3 separate regions of the Homo sapiens genome follow, and all the other regions are linked to region 3. A link is a loop called in an ENCODE intact Hi-C map of the cell type or tissue named here. Cell type or tissue: Calu3. All regions are shown on one strand. Region 1 has its middle 8.1 kb from the start of PITX2. Region 2 has its middle 280 kb from the start of MIR297. Region 3 has its middle 610 kb from the start of MIR297.

Region 1 (8,000 bases), 840 kb before region 3:
CTCTGGCTTGTCAAAAGGGGAAGATTATTTTCTGAATTGGAAGTCTGTAGATATATTGAGCAACAGCCACCCTCTCTGGGTCCCTGCAAATGGTACCCATTTTTCCAACCCACAGCTCTAGCTGCTCAACCATTTGAGATTTGGGGTAACTACCTGGGGGAACAGTGTTCAGATGGCAGTGGGAGTTACCACCTCACAGTGGCCTGGGGAAGAGAAGAGAAAGAGATTAGAGGAGGGGGCATTTGCTAAAATCACTCAACGAACATGCTGTTAATGCTTCCTCACATTTGCATGTTACTGCCACAGTTTTCCTAGGTGTCACTGAGTCTCCAGAAAGCAACTACTTGCCGAACTAAGTAAAATAAGGAGAATGGTATAGCACATGTGTTTGGAGAAGGGGAAGGAAGGGTGGAATATGAAATTGAGCATAGATATCCAGGTCAGGAAAGAAGGAAGTGGCAAGGGGCTAAATGAAGTCCCACCCCCCCGCCACTTTTTTAAACAACAGTTGGATTAAACACTCATCTGTCTTCCTCTTTTTCTCTTTTCTTCCCTCTCCAGCTTATGTCCATCTCCCTTTTCTATTTCTTTTGCTCTCCCTTCTTTCTGTTTTCTCTCTCCCAGACATGCTGGTAGCTAACATTCAGCATTAGTTGTCATGGTGACCATAAATCACCTAAATCCAAAAATACCCACCTATAATCTGAGATGAAGCTTTTATTTCCCTAGCGAAATAATATTTTAAAAGCTGTCAGCTGACAAAAAAAAAGGAACCCACCTCATTGTAGTAACCCAAGTAATATATTACTTCTAAAGGTTTAAATTAAAATGTCAGCCTGTTAAAAACATGCTGGTAGAGTCTTGGACACTCTTCCCGTCAGATCCTCACAAAGAAGTTGACTCTGTCATTCCTGGTCGCTCTTTAACATACACACACAATTCTGTATGCTCTCTCCCTTTCTATTAATTTCTTCCTCCCCTACCAACTACTTTAGTTCTCAAAGACTCTACGCATTGGGTTCTAAAAGAAAAGAATCTCCTCCTGGATCAGAAAACAGCCTCATTGGTTGCTGAAGTGAAAGATGTGGGGTTTAGGGGGAAAGGTTATTAGGACCATAATGGCGGTGGTGGTAGGAGGTCATCCTAGAGGAGTTAAGAAGAAAAAAAAATGCAGGGAGAAGGACTGGAGGTGGAAAGACAGAGTAACAGAAAACTGAGCTGGGTGGTCAGGTGCTGCGGTGAAGTCTAGCCCCGAAATGATAGGTATATATTCTCCCACTCCTGCCTTTTTCTCCTCTGAGAGAAAACTTTCCTAGTCAGAGACCCTGGGGGGTAGGAGGCGGGCAAACGCCGCTGCAGTTGGGCCTTTTGTCTTCTACCTTGGGCTTGTTGTCTTTTGCCTATCTTGGATTACAGGGTATTCGCCTAGATGAAGAGCCATTAATTACCCATTCAGTCAATATTAGGAAGACGACAAAGCTTTTTACATAGGATTAAGAAGACATCAGATTGTTCCATTAGTATATTCCTGCTCACGAATAAGCTTTCGTTATACATTTCCTTTTCCCCCGAGCCGCTCTAACAACTGCTGCATATATTAGCAGCGGGCGGTGAGGAATAACAGCCGAACCAGCCTTAAGAAACTTTGTGTACCGAGTCAGCAGCGAGGAACGCGACCTGTGAAGACCACTTTTGCGGGCAGGGATCCGCAGGGACTGACTACTTTCGGACAACTGGTACAATTTCCCCTGGGGGTGAAAAACCACAACGCGGCGGGGCACCTTTCAAGTGAGCTGCAGATTTGATTGGCGCGGGGGGTGGGGGAGGGGAGGGGAGAATGGGATGGCGGAGGTCGGGCGGAGGAAAGAAAATGGAAAACTCTCCTTACCCCTATTTCGTTGCTTTTTCCTCAAGCCTCATGCCCCCTTCGGCAAGCACCTGTCCCTTCCGCGCTAGCCACAGCTAGAGTTCTCCACCTTTCTCTACACATCCCCTTCTTTCTGACAAGGCTCAGGACCTTGGTCACCACCCCACGCACCACCATTTTGCGTTTTGCTAGAGACGGTCTGGGCTGATCTCGCTGGTGTCCATGTTAGGATTAAAATCCCTTCATGACGGCGAGGAAAACTGTATTATTTGCTTTCAGGGGGTACATTAGGAGTCCACGTAGTATATGCTCCGCAAACATTCGCTGATTGAATGAGAGGCGCGGGGGCGGGGCGGCGGAGAGGGGTCTGCGGCCGCCAAGGCCGCCAGGGTTAACCCAGGTCCTTCGAAGAAGGTTGGGACCGAGCTGCTGCCGCGTGTGAAGGTGTGTGTCGCGGCTGGGGGTGCCACAACGGGCCATGGAGCCCACCTCCCAGAGGGAGGAAGTCTGTGCACACCAGCGACTTGGGTCGAACACTTTCAGCCCATCCACTGGGCCAAAGCTATTTAACAATTAATGCGTTCCTGGGGGAGGCCGGGGGAAGTACCCGCCCCTTGTCGGGACGCAAAGCCAGGCGTCAGGTCCAAAGGGGCTGCAGTGCAGTCCGATTTCAGCACGGAACCCAGAGCCGCCGCCCTGAAACTTTTTAAGCCAGTGACAGAGGAGGGTCAGTCCGTCCTCCTCCTGAGGGTGAAGACCATTTTATGAGTTCCTTTCAGGACCCCCAAAGCAAGAAAAGCCAAAGAAAGGTCTCTTTGCTCTAGGGGGTCGTTCTCAGCTGGCTTCTACACCATCTTCTGCTAGCTGCGTCCACCCTCTCTCAAACCTCTGGCTTTTAGGGGTCTCCAGTCGCTCTCGTGCTACCCCCGTTTCGGGGTTCTATCCAGGCTGGGCATCCGCCCAATGGATACCAAGGAGAATGGGACTCACTAGGGAAGGAAGGCAGAGCCTGGACTGCTTAGAGGTGGACTCTGCCTATACAGAACGTTTAGTCTTTAACGAGGACATGGTATTTTTGGGCGGCGTTGGGGGCAGAGGCGGAGAGGGTAGCGTAATAGACTATCACGGCCTTTTGAAGAAGTCATATGTCATTGTGAACTTTTTTTCTCTTTAAAAGCAAAGAAAAACTTTAAAAAAACACAAGAAATAAATCCTTTTGTTTTACAAGCAGGCTGTGGCCAGGACTTTGGATATTCCATAAGTTAACTTAAAATCAGGGAAGGATAGGTGCTCTATCCTTCAGCAGTGCTATAGCTTTGCCCACTCGTGTGATTTTTTTTTGTCGTCTACTAGTTCCTTAAAAGCCAATTAAATCAAGATTTTCAGCATTTCTTCCCATTACATGCCTTTTCTTAATTAATGGCATTAAACGTGTTTAGGCAGCAATTTTTCTTTTCGGTCAAAAAGTAGAAAAAGACATATTGAGTGTAGGGGAAGAGCCTTTCACGTGCACTAAAACAATGCGGGCCTGAAAGTAATGGTTAAGAAAGCAATCATTCATTATTTCTAGTTCTTTATGTGCTAGTTATCAAAAGCGAACGACCAGGGGCGCCTGCGCGGCTTGTGACTGGCGCAAGCAGAACTCCTCTGCTCTTAGCCGTTTCCTGCTCACCTACGAGGACCCCATCCTACCGTAGGCTTCTCCACCTGTCCTCAGAATGCATTCCCCATGTCTAGGAAACCTGGGGTAGGGACTGGGGGAAGGAGACATTTTGCGTCTCTCTGGCTCCCAGCACAATAAGAAATGTCAGCCTCGGCTTGGCGACTGCGAGCCCGCCCCGCGCGAAGCGAGATTGGGGAGCTCCTCTAGTCTGGCCGGAGCCAGGGCTGAGCCCGCGCAAAGCATTCTCCCCAGAAGTCATCGCTGCTCTTGATTTTTAACCATATCCCAAACATACTACGGTCTAATAATTTATTTTTACTACCGATTATCAAACAGAAGAAGAATTTAACACAATCTAAATGACAGAAATCACGCGACGTTATCTCTGCATTGCCCCCATTTAACCCCATGGGGTTAATCCCGGACAAGTGAGCGTTTAACTGGCCCAGCAGGGCGACTGGCGGTGTAGTGCAGTGTCCGGGCGTGAAGCACTGGATCGCTTTAGACGCTTCATTTCAACAAATGATCATTTTCTCTCAGATTCACGGGGAAACTCCAATGCAAGACCTTTGTTTTCTTCTTAGTAATACGGTTTGTTTTTTTGACCGGGGTCCCAAATCGCCCCCCTCCATCCCATATTACATTTGTATTCTTACACTTTAATCCGGAAAGAGGGGGTTAGGGGCCGAGGGCTGTGGGGGGGGGGGGGCTTTATCTGCTCACATTATCAAAGGTCAATAGCCTCCTAAGGCTAGGCACTTATTTACTACGGAGCCAGGAAAATAGAGGAACAGTAAATTTGAGGGGTTTTTTTCCATGTATTTGAAAAGAAAGGCATCTTCCCTCCTCCATCCCTTACACCCCCCCCTCCGCCCCATAGAACAAGTTTCAATTCAGGAAAGGCCTGTGGCGTAGGTTGGAGACTTTTTAACTTTTTACATAAGCCTGTAGACCTCCTCTGGCAATGTCCCTCGATTCCTCCAGAGTGAAACCAGCCAATCAAGCAACGACATCGCCAAAACCCAAGGCCTGGCAACCAGTACTTCAGGCAGGTTCGCGTCGACAGGGGCAAACCTCCATTCTACCCTGGGCTGCTAAGCACAGTGGCTGCCCTCCAGCTCTTCAGGGATGTTGTCGGCCCCCCGCCCCTCCCCCAACCAGCCAAAGCAAACCTTCGCCAACTCAAGTTTCCCTTGCTTGCCTCCCGCGATGAACCGCGCACCCACAAGTCTGGGTGGGGCGTGGCTGAGAGCCTGAGTGACTGAGTGGGCCCTGGTGGTGCTGCGCGCAGCGGGATATAACGAGCGACAGAGGTCGCTGTTGGACCACTTTTCCACGCCAGCCTAGACGCCGAGGTTTGCTGGAGCGTGCGCAGGGGATCAGACCACAGGGAGCGAGCGAGAGGGAGAGAGAGGTGTTGGGTCTCAGGAGTGCAGTATAATTTGGGGAAAGGAATTAACGTCCCTGGGACGGCTGCTTCCCGTCCCACCCAGAGGCGGAGTGTCTAAGTTCAAGCAGCAGGCGCGTCAGGTCTGGCGGCCTCGCCTTCTTGCGCTTCGCCCGAGGCCCAGAGTCCCGGAGGCGGGTGCCCAGCGCGCGGCCTGCGCTTCCCTCCCGGCCTTACCATTGGCGCCAGGATGCTGCCGCGGGAAGAACTTGCTGCTGGCTGCCTCTTTTCGGCTCTCAGGAGAGTCCGTGAACTCGACCTTTTTGATTTCGGAGTCTTTGGAGAAGAGACATTCAACGGCCGCCGGCTGCACGCCTGGGCCACGCGCGCGCCCGCCCCACGTGCGGAGAGAGGCGTCCCGGACCGCGGCCGAAAGGAGCCGGGGACGGGAGGAGGGGGAGGGGCGAGGCAGGCCGGAGGAGAAAGAGGGACAAAGAGCAAAGACCCAGTTAGAGGAAAGAGCTGACGGCATCCCCGTCCCCCGGACCCTCTGGCAACCCGGGGCAGGATGGCGTACTCTTTCTGCGCCTCCCCGGTTGCCGGCGGTTCCAGCCGGGAGGAGTAGGCTGGGGGGCTTCGGTACACAGCGCGCCGCTGCTTCCTAGTCCACCGCCCCGCCACAGGGAGAGGCCACTGGCGATTTGGTTCTGATTTCCTTCCTGCCCAGGCTGGCCCCTCGGGGAAGCGCCCCTCGCTGGGGCCTCGCCGCAGGGCCAGTGCCCTCTTGCCGCCCTCACGTGGCGCGGCCTCCCGTCCGATGACCCGGGCAGGAGAAGGGGGTTCTTACCTAATTGCACACACGCCGACACCAGTTTGCGGCAGTTGGTCTCCATTCCCCGTTATCTGCAAAACAGAAGAGAAGGAAGGCTGTAAGAAGCGGCGGCCGTCGAGTGAGCAGGGCTCAGATGAGACTACGTTACACTAGCTGTTAGGCGCCTACTGTGTGCTAGGCTTCAGGCGTGTTTTTCCGACCTGACAGCCTCTGGCTGTGCAGCAGCATCTCCAGCCTAGCCTCGGGCCCAGGACATTTATTTATCAAGAGGGGATCTCCCTCCAGAGTTGCCGCAAAAGTGCCCAGAGGTTAGAGGACTATAAAGCCACAGTGTGCTGGGGAGGCTGTGGACCTACTTTCAAGAATCTCGGTGCCGGGGTTAAGAACTCATCTGAACGCAATGGCAGCGGGAGTGGGTGGGTGGAGAGGACTTTTCTCTTTGGGAAGCTGTATGCAAAGACCACCCTTCAGTGCTTGTCCATTAGTTGGAGCTCGGTAAACATTTGTAGAACATCAGCGCCAACGTGCCCCTGTCCTAGACAGCAGTTTCCCTCGGTTTTCTGTAATTCTGAAACGAACGGGCTCTTGGCCTAGGGTGTTTCAGGAGCGAGCTGAGTTCGGGCCTCTCATCCATCAGGAGCCACTTTTCCATATTTAGCCACACTTTCTCCTAGAGATACTAACCCGGCCATTTATTTACTTACTACAAATAATTACCCTAAAGTATGATTTAAGATCGCAGAGGAGAGACACTGGGTGGACTGAGCGAGACTGAGGAGAGCAGGGCAAACGTTCTTGGAGGGTTTACTGCCCGCCAAGGACGGAGAAATAGCTCTGGTATAACTGCTACCCAGTTCTCCCCCTTTCTCTCCCGGGCGAGCCAAATCTTTTTCACGTTTTCAACCACAACGCAGCGAGCCAAGCATTTAACGCGCTCCCCCTTCTCTGCCACAGGCAAGCCGGGAGAGGTGGGTCTCGAGGGGCTCCACCGGGTGGGTAGAAGAGCCGCGGTTGCTTTAAAGACAAGAAAAGAAGGTCCAGGGCTCCCTAGGCCCCTTCGATCTCAGCGCCTGCCTCTCTCCACGCTAACCAGGGTACGCCGACGACCGGAGGGCCCACTTCGCGCGGGTGCGGGGATCGGGGTGGGAGCAAGCGTTGTCGGGTTGGCGGAGGCACAGAGGCGGGGCAGGGAGCTGCGGGCCTGCCTCTGGCCTGAGTACCGTTTCCCTGCGTCTCGGCCTCTCCTGAAGGGAGCTGGGCCCTGGGGAGCCTCTGGCCAAGGTCGCTGCCTACAGGAGGGGCTGCCCGGCGCTGTGGCGTGGGGATCCAGGGTGGGGACGGCCAGGCGGTTCCCCCACCCGCTAGCGAGAACGCGGGCGGGGACTCTGCCGATTCGATCCTTGTGGGCCCGTGGGCCCAGAAGTAGCAGTTTGGCGGCTCCAGATTTAGTGATTCTGCAGTAAAATCACAGGATTAGTCCCTGATTGAGATGTCTGTTCGTGAGATATTACAAAATTCATTATCACAGCTTTCTACTAACTCGATATGAAGTAACACAGATGGGATTTTATTAGTCCAGACTTCAAATGTTTACTTATGATAATTTCGGAGGAAATTTGCATGTCATCATCATTTCGATAATCTTTTTTTTTTATATGTCTGAACTGGCTGCATTATTAGCTGGTAGCCGGAGCACTGCAGATGGTAACTGCAAATAGTTTTTATTTATTTATTTTTTTTAAAGAATGAAATATACAAAAGAAAAAGATTGCGTTGCTTGGTGTAAAGTCAGTCAATTATTACACATTCTTCCCCCCACTTCCCCGTGCTTCAGTGCTGAAGACCAAACAAAGCAATACAAAACAAATCTTCAAGAACTCATAGAGCTCCACTCTAAGGACTGAAAAGAAGGTCAAGGCGTGTTCCTTAGCTCACTCCTACATGTCCTTGTGACTTGGAGATTTATTTTGCAGTCAAAATGAGCCTTGAGACTTGCATTTTTATGCTTCATTTAATGACCAGGCCTACTAGAAGAACTGAGTCTAAATAACTGGGGAAGATAATTTTTTAAAAAGAGACCTCCAATTCCCGCCTGCTGATCCTTAAACTTGCCCTATCAAGACAAGTCTTCTGTGAGAAATTTGGCTGCCAGACTTCGGAACTGGCTTCAATGGCTAATCTCACAAATTGAGATGGGAGACTTTTCCTGATGGGAGGTAGTTCTCACCCCCAAAGTTCATGTTCTAGTTGG
Region 2 (8,000 bases), 340 kb before region 3:
GATTGCATTGAATCTGTAGATTGCTTTGGGTAGTATGGACATTTTAACAATATTGATTCTTCTAATTCATGAACATGGAACATTTTTCCATTTTTTGATGTTTGCTTCAATTTCTTTCATCAGTATTTTATGGTTTTCATCATAGAGATCTTTCACTTCTTTGGTTAAGTTAATTCCTAGGTATTTAATTTGATGTGTGGCTACTCTAAATGAGATTACTTTTTAAATTTCTTTTTGAAATCATTCACTGTTGGCATATAGATATGCTATGAATTTTTGTATGTTGATTTTGTATCCTGGAATTTTACTAAATTTATCAGTTTGAGTAGTTTTCCTGTAGAGTATTTTAGGTTTTCTCCAAATATAAGACTATGTCATCTGCAAACAAGGATAATTTGACTTTTTCCTTTCCAATTTGGATGCACTTTATTGCCTTCTTTTGTCTGATTGCTCTGTCTAGGACTTCCAGTACTATGTTAAATAACAGTGGTGGCAGTAGGCATCCGTGTCAAGATCCACATCTTAGAGGAAAGGCTTTTAGTTTTTCCCCAATCAGGATGACACTAGCTTTGGGTCTGTCATATGTGGCTTTTATTATATTGAGGTATGTTCCTTCTATCCTCCGTTTTTTGAGTTTTTATCATGAAGGGATGTCGAATTTTATCAAATGATTTTTTAACATCAATTGAAATGATTATATCATTCTTATCCTTCATTCTGTTAATATTATGTATTACAATGATTGAATTACATATGCTGAGCTATCCCTCCATCCCACAGATAAATCCCATTTGATCATGATGAATAATCTTTCTAATATATTGGTGAATTCAGTTTGCTAGTATTTTGTTGAGGATTTCTGCATCTATATTCATCAGAGATAGTGGCCTTAGGTTTTTTTTTTTAATATGCCTTTGTCTGATTTTGGTATGAGGGTAATACTGACCTTATAGAATGAGTTTGGAAGTATTCTCTCATCTATTTTTTTGAATAGTCTGAGTAAGATTGGTATTCTTATTCCAATAAGAATAAGAATTGGAATTTCTCATTCTTATAAGAAAGAATATAAATATTTGGTAGAATTATTTAAATTCTTTAAATATTTGGTAGAATTCAGAAGTGAAGCCATCAGATCCTGGGCTCTTCTTTAATGGGAGGCTTTTTATTACAGCTTTGATCTTGTTACTTGTTATAGGTCTGCTTAGGTATTGGATTTCTTCCTGGTTCACTTTTGGTAGGCTGTATGTGTCTAGGAATTTGCCTATTTCTTCTAGATTTTTCAATTTATCACATGCTTCTTTGAATTTCTGCATTATCAGTTGTAAAGTCTCCTTTTTCATTTCTAATTTTATTTATTTGGACATTCTCTTTTTTTCTTAATGTGACTTAAGTTTTTTCCATTTTCTTTAATTTTTTAAAAAAACAACTTTTTGTTGCATTAATCTTTTGTATTTGTTTAATTTCAATTTCATTTATGCTCTGATCTTTATTATTTCTTTTCTTCTACTAATTTTGGGTTTGGTTTACTCTTGCTTTTCTAGTTGTTTAAAATGCACCATTAAATTGTTCATTTGAAGTTTTTCCTGTATTTCAATGTTGGCACTTACAGCTATAAATTTCCCCCTTAGTACTGCTTTTGCTAAATCCCATAGGTTTTGTATGTTGTGTTTCCATTATCATTTGTTTCAAAAATGTTTTCAATTTCCTTCTTAATTTCTTTATTGACCCACTGGTCATTCAGGAACACATTGCTGAACTTCCATGTATTTGTATAGTTTCAAAAATTCCCTTGTTATTAATTTCTAGTTTTATTCTATTGTAGTCAAAGAAGATACTTGATATTATTTCAATTTTTTAAAATGTTTTAAGACTGGTTTTGTGACCTAACAAATGGTCTGTCCTTGAGAATGATCCATGTGCTGAGGAAAAGAATGTGTATTCTGCCACTTTCGGATGAAATGTTTTGTAATTATATATTAGATCCATTTGGTCCATTATGCAGATTAAGTCTGATGTTTCTTTGTTGACTTTTTTGTCTGGAAGATTTGTCCAATGCTGAAAGTGGGGTATTGAAGTCTCCAGCTATTATTGTATTGGGGTCTATCTCTCTTTAGCTCTAATAATATTTGCTTTATATATCTTGGTGCTCCAGAGTTGAGTGCATATATGTTTAAAATTGTTATACCCTCATGTTGAATTGACCTCTTTATCTTTATATAGTGACCTTCTTTGTCTCTTCTTATAGTTTTTGTGTGTTGAAATCTATTTTGTCTGATGTAAGTACAGTGCTTCCTGCTCTTTTTTTTTTTTTTTTTTTTTTTTGAGATGGAGTCTCGCTCTGTCACCCAGACTGGAGTGCAGTGGCGCGATCTTGGCTCAGTGCAAGCTTGGCCTCCTGGGTTCACACCATTCTTCTGCCTCAGCCTCCCAAGTAGCTGGGACTACAAGAGCTCCTGCTCTTTTTAAAAAAAATTTCCATTAGCATGGAATATCTTTTCCATCCTTTTATTTTTAATCCAGGTATGTTTCTTGTAGGCAACAGATCAACGGGTCTTGTTTTTTCATTCATTCAGCCAGACTATGTCTTTTCACTGGAGAGTTTAGTCCCTATACATTCAATTTTATTATTGATAAGTAAGGACTTACTCCTTCCATTTTGTTATTTGTTTTCTAGTTGTTTCATGGCCTTCTCTTTCTTCTTCTTTTCCTTCCTATCTTTCTTTAGTGAAGGTGATTTTCTCTAGTGATATAATTTAGTTTATTGCTTTTTATTTTTTGTGTGTCCACTATATGTTTTTTGTATATCCATGTGCATATCTTTTTATTTTTTATGTATCCATTGTATGGTTTGAGGTTACCATGAGGCAACTAAAAATACAAAAATTAGCCAGGCATGGTGGTGGGCACCTGTGATCCCAGCTACTTGGGAGGCTGACACAGGGAATTGCTTGAACCAGGGAGGTGGAGGTTGCAGTGAGCCAAGATCATGCCACTGCACTCCAGCCTGGGTGTCAAAGTGAGACTCCATCTCAAAAAAAAAAAAAAAAGGCTCTAATGCAGTCTTCAGTATGCCAGTTGCAATTTTCAGCTCCAGAATTTCTGCTTAATTCCTTTTAATTATGTCAATGTCTTTGTTAAATTTATCTGGATACAATTCTGTATTCCTTCTCTGTGTTATCTTGAATCTCTTTGAGTTTCCCCAGCACAGCTCTTTTGAATTCTTTGTCTGAACAGTTACATATTTCTGTTTTTCCAGGATTGGTCCTTGGTACTGTATTTAGTTCCTTTGGCAATGTCATATTTTCCTAGATGGTGTTGGTGCTAGTGATGTTTTTTGGTGTTCAGGCATTGATCAGTTAGGTATTTATTGAAGTCTTTACTGTCTGAGCTTTTTGGGAATGCTTTCCAGATATTCGAAAGGACTTGGGTGTTGTGATCTAAACTGTATCTGCTCTAGGTGGCACCCTAAGTCCAGTAATGCTGTAGTTCTTGCAGACTCACAGAGTTACTGCCTTGATGGTTTTGGACAAGATTTGGGAGAATTCTCTAGATTACCAGATAGAGACTCTTGTTCTCTTCCCTTACTTTCTCCCTAATATACAGAGTCTCTGACTCTGTTCTGAGCCACCTAAAGCTGGGGGTAGAGTGACAAAAGCACCCCTGTAACCACCACTATAATGACCTAAAACCAGCACTGCACTGAGTCTTGCCCAAGGCCTGCTGTAACCACTCCCTGATTATTACCTATGTTCACTCAAGGCCCTGGGGCTCTGCAATCATCAGATGGCAAAGCCAGCAGCCTGTGTCCTTCCTTTCAGGGTGTTGAGGTCCTCCAAGCCCCAGCTGTGTCCAGAAGTGCTGTCCAGGATCAGGGACTAGAGTGAGAAACCTTAGAAATCTGCCTGGTGTTCTATTGTATTGTGACTGAGCTGACACACAAACCACAAGAAAGAGTCCTCCCCAGTCTTCCCTCCCCTAGGTGGAGGAGCCTTACCCCTAGCCACCACCAACACAGGCCACAAGGAGTACTGCCAGACTATGGCAGATGTTCCCTGAAGGTTCAAGATCTCTTATGTCAGCTTGTTATGAATACTGCCTGGCCTAGGACTCACTCTTCAGGGCAGTGGACTTCCTTCTGGCCCAAGGCAGGTCCAGAAATGCCATTCAAGAGCCAACTCTTGGAACTAGGGACCCCAAGAGCTTGGTTGGTGCTTTATCCCACTGTGTCTGTGTTGGTACCTAAGGTGCAAGACAAAGTTTTCTTTACTTTTCCCCCCTGCTTTTCTCAAGCAAGAGTTTTACCCCATAGCCACCATAGCTAGTAATGTGCTGAATCTCACCTGAAACCTAGCAAATCTCAGAGGCTCACCTAAGGCCCTTGATGTAGTACCTGTGTATTGCTGCTTGTTATTCTGGGATCAAGGGCTCTTCAGTTAGCAGATGATGGATGCTGGAAGAACTGGGTCTTTTCAAGGCAGTGGGTTCCCAAGCCATGCCTACAAACGCCATCTGGGAGCTAGGGCCTGGAACAAGGGGCTCAGGAATCTGACCGGTGCCCTATCCTGCTGTGGCTGAGTTAATATCCAAGATGCAAGACAAACTTCTGCCCACTCTTCTTTCTCCTCTCCTCAAGTGGAAGGAAGGGGTCTGTTTTAGAATCATGAGCTGTGCAGTCTGGGCTAAGGGAAGGGTGATGCCAGGACTCCCTTGGCTGCCCTAGCCCTAGTGTCTCAGTATGTTGCATGCTCCCTCAGTCCACTGTCTCTGGGTCTAGTTCAGTGCTGAGACTTGCCTAAGAGTTGCAGTCCTTATGGCCTAGGCTGCTTTTCAAGCTTACTTGGAGACACAGAGTGCTGTAGCCTTTGATGATGAGGTTTGCAGGACTCAAGTTCAGACCACTTGGATCCAAGATTCCCTTCTGGCTATGGTTGGTTTAAAAGCTCCCTCCGGCCGGGCGCGGTGGCTCACGCCTGTAGTCCCAGCACTTTGGGAGGCCGAGGCGGGCGGATCACGAGGTCAGGAGATCGACACCATCCCGGCTAAAACGGTGAAACCCCGTCTCTACTAAAAATACAAAAAATTAGCCGGGCGTAGTGGCGGGCGCCTGTAGTCCCAGCTACTTGGGAGGCTGAGGCAGGAGAATGGCATGAACCTGGGAGGCGGAGCTTGCAGTGAGCCGAGATCCCGCCACTGCACTCCAGCCTGGGCGACAAAGCGAGACTCCGTCTCAAAAAAAAAAAAAAAAAAAAAAGCTCCCTCCGTGGTCCAGCATCGGGTAGTTTGTTCTGGTTTTTCTTTTTGCTCTAAAAGAACAGCACTGAGTTTAATGCCTCATCGTTGCTGTGATCTCCCTCCCCCAGCACCCACAGATGCTCTTGGCACTCGGCTGCCACTACCAAAGGTTGGAGAGGGGTGGCCATGGGGTTTCAGAACTGTCTTTTCTATCATCTCTTCAGTGCCTCTTTCAGCGATATGAAGTTAAAACCAGGTACTGCGAGTGCACACCTGATTTCTTTTTCTTTTAAAGGTGTTTTTGTTTTGTTTTGTTTTGTTTTGTTTCCTGTGTAGGTAGCTGTTAATTTGGTATCCTTGCGGGAGAGACGATCATTGGAGCTTTCTATTCCACCATCTTCCTCTGCCACCTCAAAACCCGTGTTTTTTATCAATTGGAAATCTGAATCTCTTTTGCTATCATTTATTTTAAAATTCTAGTAAAGTTACTGATGTTTTCCGGCTCTCTCTATAAAAGCAGAACATAACTAGGGAGACTATTTCTCTATTAGTTGAAGACCCTATATTACATTTCTTAAGCCTTTGCCTATATATATTTTAGCCAATTCCATCAGGGCATCTGGAATTCAAATTTAGAGGAAAAACATTAATGACCCTCTTTTTATTTTCAGAAAGACCAAAGGCATGGTGTGCAACGAAACAGGAAAATGTTTTAATTTGTTGGAACAAATGGTAAAAATCAAGCATAAACTAGGTATACAATTTATGGTTATTTTTGATGTGTGTAATATAGGGACAAATATAGCCTATATTTGACTTTTTCAAATTCAAAATATAGGCTATAATTTCAAAGAAAGGAAAAAAAGGACTTCTAGCTAAAAAGTTTATTTAACCAATACTCATGCCAAAAATTATTTCAAAGAATTTTTGAGCCAAAAACATTTGAAATTTGCTTCATCATAAATATAGTTTAATTCTAATAAAGAGAAAAAATGTGTTAGAGGTATATAGAGATTGTATAAGATTGTGGGCTAAGAGTGGGAACTACCATACAATGACACATAGGTACATATACAGACACACACACACACATACACACATGTATGGACATATATGTATAAATGGTATAGCTATAGATATATACATATATGTACCATGTGTATGTAAATGTATGTATATATATTATTTCTTTTTAATAATGTTGCAAAAATTTTATCCTTTATGTTTATTAAGTGTTTAACATAGTAAATAACCTAATGCTTTTTTACTTTATGGACAACAATATATTTTCACAGTGTGATAACACTTACCAAGTCTATCATGTTATATGTTATTCAAATCATGGCCGTAGAAAATATCCACTTATTAATACATCTGGAACTTCTGTACTCATAATAGTGAATGATACTTTTATATTCTGTAATATTTCTAAATAGAGCATAAACACCTTTTAATATATTCTTGACACTAGAAACTTTCCCACTATGTATAATTTGATAAAACCACAATTTGTTGTTTATTGGGACCCACAGAATGAGTTCCAAATATGTAATAGATAAGTTATATCTTTACTAACAATCAGATGTATACAAAATGTATGTTTCCATCTTCTTTTAAGAAGAAATTATGTTCTTTTAGTTGTAATCTTTTTAAACATGCAGACACATTATCTGATATTCATTTTGGCTTACAAACAAACTGTTCCGATCTTACCACTAAAAACCACCCACAAATCCCACAAGTGATTACATATCTTATGAGAAAAAAAAATACATTGCAATTCCTGCTAATATTACGTAGAAGAAAACTGTGAACCTTAACTTTGCATTATTAAGATATTACAATGCTTTTTAATTAATGTTTGCTGTTAAAAACAGGTTATACTGAAAATTAATTTTAAAAATTCAAATAGAGTCTATCAAAAATCTTTTGAATATACAACCATTCTATTCATCTATTACATGTTTGGGAAACAGTATTATTTATGGGTATGTGTATGTATACAAAAACAAACACAAATGTGTGCACACACATATATCCATTCCAATATATATCTTTTATAAAACAAGGTGAGATATAAATAAATACATAAATACATAAAAATCATCTGAATTAGCACATATACTCAGTACAGATACCACCTAATTTTTTAGTGGTATGTATGACCATGTATTTGACGATCCATTGTAGTCTGCGAAAGAGGAGAACAATATGCTTTTTATATGACATAGAACAGGGAAATGATTGAGGTGAAAATATGTTTTTTATATGATATAGAACAGGGAAACGATTGAGGTGAGAGTGGAACAAGTAGAGAACACAAAAGAAAGATGGATTGTTTCCTGTGCAAGTGTTTCAGGTAAGGAGCAAATTGATGTGTTTAGCCTGGTCCCGGACTGGCTTCCAGATTTGAAACTGTCAAAGAGAAAGTTCTTTGAACAGAATGGTCTCAATAAGCACTTGTGACTATGACTTATCTGCTGAGCTAGGCCACGTGTGCTTGGATGATTTCTTGTACTATTAAGAAAGAAAAAACTATGGTTAAGATGGTAGCACTAAATTCAAACAGTTTCTGAAATAGATTGCTAATCTGGTAAATTGGCATAAGGGTTAGGAATGTTTGGCTTTCCTACCCAGGTACTTTAACTTAATACAGTAGTTGGGACTGTAAATGTTCAATGTCTTTTATTATTACCTTATAAAATGAAATTAAACTTCTTTTGGTCATTGGGGACTTGGAAGCATTTCTTCAAATATTATGTCATTGA
Region 3 (8,000 bases):
AGAATTTCCTATTGACAGATGTTATTCAAGTCAGTCTTCTAATTTCTTTATAATTTCTTGTCCTACACATTTCATACTTTTCTTTTGTATATCTGTGTATCAGGCCTTCCTATGCTCTGTAACAAAGCATCCAATTTTTCAGTGGCTTCTAATAATTTGTTTATATTCTTGTAGTGGTTACCCTAGAGATTGTCCTATGCATTCCTAACAACAGCATAATATAAATTATTTTCTCATTACCTAAATAGTAGTACTTGAGTCTTAGAAACATTTAAGTGTTCTCTTCTACCATTTACATTTTTGTTGTCATACATTTTAGAAAAACAAAATTGAGGAATTGTGTTTTGGTCAAAGCCTTCTCAGTTACAGATAAGAGATTTTAGTGAGGTGTCCAGAACTCCTACTTTTGCTCAATTGCAGGTTCTGGGCTATCCCTATGTTTCAAGTCAGGATAGTAGCAGTACCCAAGATATTCTTGAAATACAGAGCAGTCCCACTTGCCAGGGATAGTTCCAAAAACTTTTTACACTTCAGCATATTAATTATTTGATATAAACCTCAGTGAAATCTGAAATTCCCTGAGACTCTAGATTGTACTGAGTCCTTTAAAACTTTCTATTTTCATTCCAAGAAGAAACTGAGTGTCTAGCAAACACCATTGTGAACCCATGTATAGAGGAAAAAGCAGATGATGAAACACTTTTGGGAAACTACCATTGGAATATGATCTATCTATCGAAATATATATATATGTATATACGTGTGTGTGTGTGTGTGTGTGTGTGTATATATATATATATATATATGTATATATAAAGTTAAAACCAAGATGCTCCAATAAAGAAAATGTTTACACAATACTTTATGAAAAGCTATCTGTATTCCCAATGTAGGCCTCCCTGATATAACCCCACTAAGGTTATCCTAGATTAGATGAGCCCATGGTTCTTAACCATGACAAGTGTAGATCCATGCAAGAGTAATCAGATCTAGAATGACCTCTTACTATCTGTAACTGTAACTGCATCTCTCAAGGTTGCCAATGGTCCATCAGGATTAGAAATATTAAAATGCATGTCTACCTGCTTTTTTTTTTTAACTTTACCTTACTCTTAGATACAAAGATGAGCTGCTGTATAAGGAGTTGTGGAAATGAAAGAATATTCCTTAAGTTCTAGAAATTGTGTTAGGCACATTTATACATTATTTCAGATAAACTTGGCTTAATATGCAAAACAGATATTATCAACCCCTTCTTATAGATGAACAAACTAAGACAAAAATAAGTACAGTGGTAAAACCAGAATCTGAACACAGATCTCTCTTGACCCCACATTCATAGCCAGTCCACTTCATTAGCTGGCCTTTCTATTTTGATTTGTGATTGTTACAGAAAAAAATTTTAAAAGATTATGGTACATGTCTTAGTATGAAGTTAAAGATCTTATATTAGACGTGTTAATTTTTAGGATTGAGCTACAGCAAACAGAATGGTTGTCATCAAGCATAGTTTGTGTAAAGTGACTCTAATATTTTCCCAGGAATGGTAGCATATGTTTTGTTGCTCAGTGAAATTATTGACCATGCTGTCTTCTGAGTCAGGGACATATTCTAAGATGTATAACTTTGTTTTGATAAACTTCTAGCAAGAAGAATTAGCTGCGCTCTCTTTATCTGGTAGTCTGATAGCATTATCTGTGGGATTTTTTTATGGGGCAGATGTGGGTATTTTGCTTTTTCTAATAGGTTATGCCTCAAGTAACTGTAACTCTTTTCCCAATTATCCTAATAGTGATTTCCAAAGACATAAAATACATTAATTGTTAAGGCTGTCATTTGCTCCACATTGCCCTTGGCATAGAAAGCGATAGAGAATATACATTAAAAAGCATCTAAATGTGTGTTCAAGTTGGAAACTCTTAATCCTTATCCATTAAGGAAAATTGAAGTGATTTAGTGGGGCACAGATCACCACCTTAGGAACACACAAGTGAGTGAAAGATTGAGGATTATATCATAAAAAATGGGGTAGGTAAACTAACCGTTTTCAGAAAAGAATCCTGGGGCAAACTTAAGAAATTATTAAAGAGAAGCACTGGTAAGGGCTTTAAAGCTTTTGATAAATTAATAAGAATGACCCAGGTTAACCCATAAATTAGCCAAGTCAACTATCAATGTTTTTCATGGGAGCAACACAGAGCCAGAAAACAAAATTTCAGTTTTGATTTGTAGGCCCATTTCTGTATGTTCAAAATGGATTGGAGTTTTAAATTATCTTCCTGATATACTTCACATTTCTTCTCCTATACTTCTAACATATATTGCTATGCATTTTATCAACATCCATTCTCTCTGAATACTTTTTATTTCTTAGCATAATATTTTATTTCAGGCATACTCCTATATGATGTACATTTATTTTTCTTTTAAACTATATATACCTTGTGGCATAATCTAAATAGAAGAAACATAGTAAATGTTTCCAAAATGTTAACACTACTTATAGTTTCTTTATATCTTTCTTATAATACAATTCCTAACCAGCTCCAATCCATTGTAAACAAGGCATAATAAAATATATATATATGCAAATAAATATATAGATTAAAAATAAATTAACATTTTACCTTCACTTCAGAGTATTTTTAGAGATTTTAAAACATCATTATGTAATAAAATCTTGTTTAAAAGCACTGACCATTTGTGATTAGAAATTAAATTTCTGATCATTTAAGAAAGTTAAACAGTAGTATCTCTTTTCTGTGGTTCCAAGAGTTCAAGTCTCTTCAGAAATTCAAAATTTTGTGTAAAGTTTACAAATTTGGTCATATAGTATAACCTAGTATTCCCAAGAGAAGAATTAAATTAGAAATTTCTTTCTGAATCTACTGACGTGATAAGTCCAAAATATGACATGCTGCCCTTGTTCATTTTCTTGCATTGTTGAGATTCACTTAATTTTATGTCATCTATCCCCATTCAAATTTGAGGGAACTTTTTTTGTTTAGATTGCCATTATATTTATGAGCAGTAGGTTAATGATATTTATATTTGAACACAGAATTCCTTTAATTTTTATTATTTCTTAATCCTATTTATTCAGAAGTTAATTGACTTCCTTAAAAAAATTGAGTACTAGTTACATAAACAGACATGTTGTGAACACTTCTTGTTATCAACTCTCTGAAGATAATGGTAATAGGCCTATTTTACTATAATTAGACTAAATTAATTCAAGTTAGTTAATGAAAGAAAATGGAGTCCATAGAATATTTCCATGTCATAAAAATGAAATTCCAAATTAAATGAAATTGTTTGCTTTAAAATACTATAGCATTCAGGCATATAGAGATTTGCTTGAAACCTGGGAGCATTATTGCTGTGCATCCTCTGATTATGACACACACAGTAATATCAGGTTGAAACTAACACAAAATTGATTAAGTGTGTAGAGTCTTCGTGAAAATGTTCAGTACACATAAATATTTGGTGAGCTAAAAAATATTTTACATCTGGAACTAATTTAAATATAAAACAGAATTTCATTTCATTGACTATTACACAATTTAATTAATTAATTAATACACAATTACACAATGAAAATAATTTTTCAAAATCAAAAGACTTGGGGAGAGAATGGAATAAGAAATAAGAGCCTTAAAATATTCTGAAGTAAAACATCTCTGTATGAAACTAACCTTCCAGTATCAATCATCTTCTGTGTGTGGCTTCAGGTTTCAGATTCCATTAATTTGAAAGAGCATCAGTCTACTGAACAATGGAGAGATGTTTTTTCAGAATCAGGATATAAACCCTCTTTTGACAATCTGAAGTGTGATTTTCCCAGAGGTAATCCATTTCAAACCAACAGTGACTACTCATTTTAATTAGTTGCAGGCAGTTTTGTAAATTAAATTCCCTCTTCTGAAGTCAAAATTCCAGAAAGAGAATGCTTTCATTTTGCTAATTGCTAAATGAGTTTCCAGAACAAGGTAGAATGAAGGAAGGGGTTTCTAATCAGTAGGCACCTCTTAGAAGGCACACACCTGTGACTGTTGAGCAGTATCTTAGTAGGGCTGGAATGTTACCACATTGAGTGTACATGCTTGCAGTTATCTCTCAATCCATACTAATAGATTCAGTTTACATTAAAGACAATTATTTTTCCCCCTTCAGTCATACGCCTTCATGATTCTGACTTGAATTGGACATATGTGATGTTATTTGAATTAAAAGTATGATCTAATAACCCAATACAAGACCTGATGTTTTAAAGTACAGCATTCTAATCCCTTTTGTGATATTCACTCCCTTAGTGGCCTAAGGCAAATATCTTTTTCTAGGTTTCAAAGACATATGAAAGTGCATGTAAACATAGAAATCACACACGCCTTCAAAAGCCCCTCTACCTCAATCAAAGGAAAGTACTTGCTTGAGATCCAATTCAGATCTGAAAGAAAACTTAGAACTGGTTTCTCTATGCAAGTAAAATTTTTGAAGGCTTCTTCCTACTTGAACATCTGCAATCCTTGGAAATGGCTTTAGGCAATTCTCGGAAGGATTCTCAAGGAGAGACTGACCCCTGGAGGCGGACAGAGCTCTCTTTTGGCCAGACCTGGCTTTCGTTATTCCCAGATATCAGGTAAAGAACTCTGACAAGAGAGGATGAGATCCGTGGGAAATTCCAATGTGTGCCTCACTTGCCTCCCTACCTTCTCTAAAATATTTGAAGACAAGGTAATGAAACAATAGGTGGTAGAATATAAATATTTTTTAAATCATGTGCTACTGGACCGTAAACTCCATGAGGGCAGAGATTTGTTCTATTTATCTTTATAACCTCATCTCTTGGTGCAGTGCCTTGCACTTAGCACTAAATAAAAGTCTGTAGAAGGATTAAATGAACAATTTAATAAATTTCATCTAATTGTTTTACAAAGATTAAGTAAATTGCACAAGGGTCCTATACTTAGCAGAAGACATGAATGTTGGCTGAACATCCATCAAAAACAATATGGGCAGGATGAAAGTTTAAAAACATTCAGCCTGAGAGGAGAGTCAGAAGCAGCCCCATGGAACAGAGAATAGCTGTAGTTATTTTATGTCAGCCCTCAATCACTGCCCCCCACTTTTCTATCTTTGGAATGGCTTTGATGATTCTTTTCAGAAGGAATCCATAAACTTCAGTGGCTTCATATCAACACGAAAAGGGAAGGGGTGGGGGAGGTACTGCTTGCTCTGTGTGGCTTATAAGTTTTAGGCCAAAACACAGTCATGATGAGAAAACTTTAGCTTCTCCAAGATTACTCCCCATTGACCAATGACTCAAGCTAATCTAAGATATTAAATATTGTTAATTGACATTACCTGTGGTAAGTCATAGTTTAATTATTATTTGTTCAGTTACTTAAACCTTAATGCTAATAAGTGAATCATGTAAGAGAAATTTTGGTTGTGGAAAGAACACAAAGTTATTGTAGTTTTGATTACTAAATACTTGTCAAGGCTTTAGCAAAGCAAAGGCAGAATGTTTTCCCCTAATAATTCAATATATGATATCCCCCCAAAAGGATGAAGTTAGTTAAAAAATATTTTTTATTTTACTTTATTTATTTTGTTTTGTTTTAACACCATTTGAAACTATATTGTGGGTAGGGCTCTGTATTTTTCTTTGCTGCTTAAGGTCTCTTATGAGCTCATGAGTGTGCCCATGTGTCTAGTGTTATAGCATTAAAAAAAGGAGTAGATAAGACTTTATAAATTTCATTATCTTATTAGAACCAATCATGCTTTCTCTCCATTTAAGTTATGCTCTAGGGAGAAGTCTTTGAGAAAAACTCAACTGCAAATCTAAGCTAAACTTCTCATCTTTCTTGCTCCACAAATATGTAGTCTATCTTTTTATATACCTCTAAATTTTTGCTTCAAACTCTTAACTCTTCAAATCTCCTCAATTCTTACTTTCTCTGTTCACATAAGTTTAGAATTAGTCTACAATGACAGTCACATTCATTTCTTCTCTTTCTTGAGAAAAAAAAGCTTATTTTCTGATTATAAAAGTAATTTTATGCTCCAGGTATAAAACAAAGACAATTATAAAGAAAAAATAATTCCTAATTCTACTACCAAAGAAAACTACTACTAACATTTTATAAATTTCATTCTTGGATTTAATAGCCTATACTATATATTTCTTTTCAAAGTTTGCTTTTCTCACATAATACAATACTTTTCCCTTATCTATGGGATATGTTTTAAGACTCCTAGTGGATGCCCGATGCCACAGATAGTACAGAACACTGGATATATTATGTCTTTTTTACATATACATGCCTGTGAAAAAGTTTAATTTATAAATTAGGCACCGTAAGAGATTAACAGCAATAATTAATAATAAAACAATTAGACCAATATAGCAAAAGTTATGTGAGTGTGGCCTCTCTCTCTCTCCCCCACTCCCTCTCCCTCTCCCTCTCTCTCTCTCTCTCTCTCTCCCTCTCAGAATATCTTGTTGTATGTAATATTTTCAGATTGTGGCAACTGAAACCACAGAAAGCAAAATTGCGGACAAGAAGGGACTACTTTGTAACATTTTGATATCTTGATACTTTTGTTTTAATGCTTTCTTGTTGGCTTTAACTTCTTTTGTTTTTCTAACTTTTTAAGTATTGAGTGCATTAGTGAATATGCTTTTAATTTTTATAAATTCTACTGGTGGTACTTTATTTTTAAAAAACATTTTAAACATATTTATCTAGTTACCAAAATCATGAATGATTTATATTATTTGAAACTATACTAACCTATTTTCAGCCCTTCCTACCTCTCGTCACCATCTCTCCTCATTTTCCAGGTTTGATTACTTTAATTAAGGAAATGATTAAAAAGATTATCATTATTAAAATTTTATTTTTGATTATCTATTTTCTATTTTTAAATATATATTTTAAAATTTGCAAATATATTTAAGAATAAATTTAGAAGAAGTATCCCACCTTAACCCTACTTGACTAATTTAAATGAATGCCATCATAACTTTTACTATAAGTTTACCTCCTTTGGTTTCCTAATTTAGATTTAGCTTCTTAATGTTTGAATGTACCTTTAAGGTTTTCTCCTGCGTTTTTGATGGTAAGCATTTTTGTGATTGGGATTGACTGAGTTTTTTTTACCCATTCTATCTACAAACTCAATTGCAATATCTTCAATTGTGTAGCTGGTCAGTCCTTCTGTTTCAGGTATTTGTATTGTTGTTATTGATGACCTTTCTTTCCCAAGAGGAATTCAGAGACAATACAGCAGAAATCAACTTTCATTTATTTCTCTGTGACATCTTTAATTAACCCTCAGGGGAATGTATAACCCACTAAGACTGGGCTAAGACTCTTCAAGCCAGTAGAAATTGGTTCATATGCAACACAGAGATGTCATTTTCCTCTCCCCATGCTTAGCAAATTCCTGCTTCTCTCTTTTCCTTTATGAGCCACTATTTACTAACTCTGCATTTAAAAGATAAAAATAAAGTTTTAGAAAAAAAATCTGATTTCAATGATTGAAAGGTCAGCCAAAACTTACAAAAACAGAAATCTTACTTAATGCTCCAATAATACTATTATATTCCTATTAAAATTTTAGTTTATATGTAATCCTACTTAACTTCAGTACACATTGTTTTTATACCATGAGGTTGTTTTTAATCTCTGCTAACTTTTTATTTAACGTATTTTTTTTCTATTTCAAAGAACCACAGTGTGTTAATTTTTATACTGCTATAAAGATACTACCTGAGACTGGGTAATTTATAAAGAAAAGAGGTTTAATTGACTCATAGTTCTGCATGGCTGAGGAGGCCTCAAGAAAGTTACAATCATGGCAGAAGTTGAAGGGGAAGTAAGGCACCTTCTTTGCAAGCCAGCAGGAGACAGAAAACTAAGAAGGCACTTTCAAACACTTATAAAATCATCAGAAGTCATGAGAACTCACTCACTATCATGAGAACA

The links. Hi-C counts contacts between places; a loop is a spot of excess contacts. Peaks named below come from ENCODE experiments on the same cell type or tissue, not always from the same donor. Only the 100,000 strongest peaks of a DNase experiment are listed, where the experiment ranks them.
Region 1: a loop joins it to region 3, with 4 times the contacts of the local background. A loop is called at or near these places in 35 of 110 quality-filtered maps.
Region 2: a loop joins it to region 3, with 15 times the contacts of the local background. A loop is called at or near these places in 7 of 110 quality-filtered maps.

What each region holds. Positions count from the first base shown.
Region 1 is chr4:110,627,189-110,635,188 of GRCh38, forward strand. It overlaps a transcript of PITX2 not described here. Among named protein-coding and RNA genes, the nearest start is that of PITX2, 8.1 kb to the left of the region's middle. RefSeq lists enhancers at 1-262, 1,160-2,011, 5,129-5,641. In Calu3, a CTCF peak has its summit at 4,857; a DNase peak (open chromatin) is centred at 4,853.
Region 2 is chr4:111,133,179-111,141,178 of GRCh38, forward strand. No RefSeq gene overlaps it. Among named protein-coding and RNA genes, the nearest start is that of MIR297, 280 kb to the left of the region's middle. In Calu3, no CTCF peak of the experiment used is centred here; no DNase peak of the experiment used is centred here.
Region 3 is chr4:111,470,615-111,478,614 of GRCh38, forward strand. No RefSeq gene overlaps it. Among named protein-coding and RNA genes, the nearest start is that of MIR297, 610 kb to the left of the region's middle. In Calu3, no CTCF peak of the experiment used is centred here; a DNase peak (open chromatin) is centred at 4,587.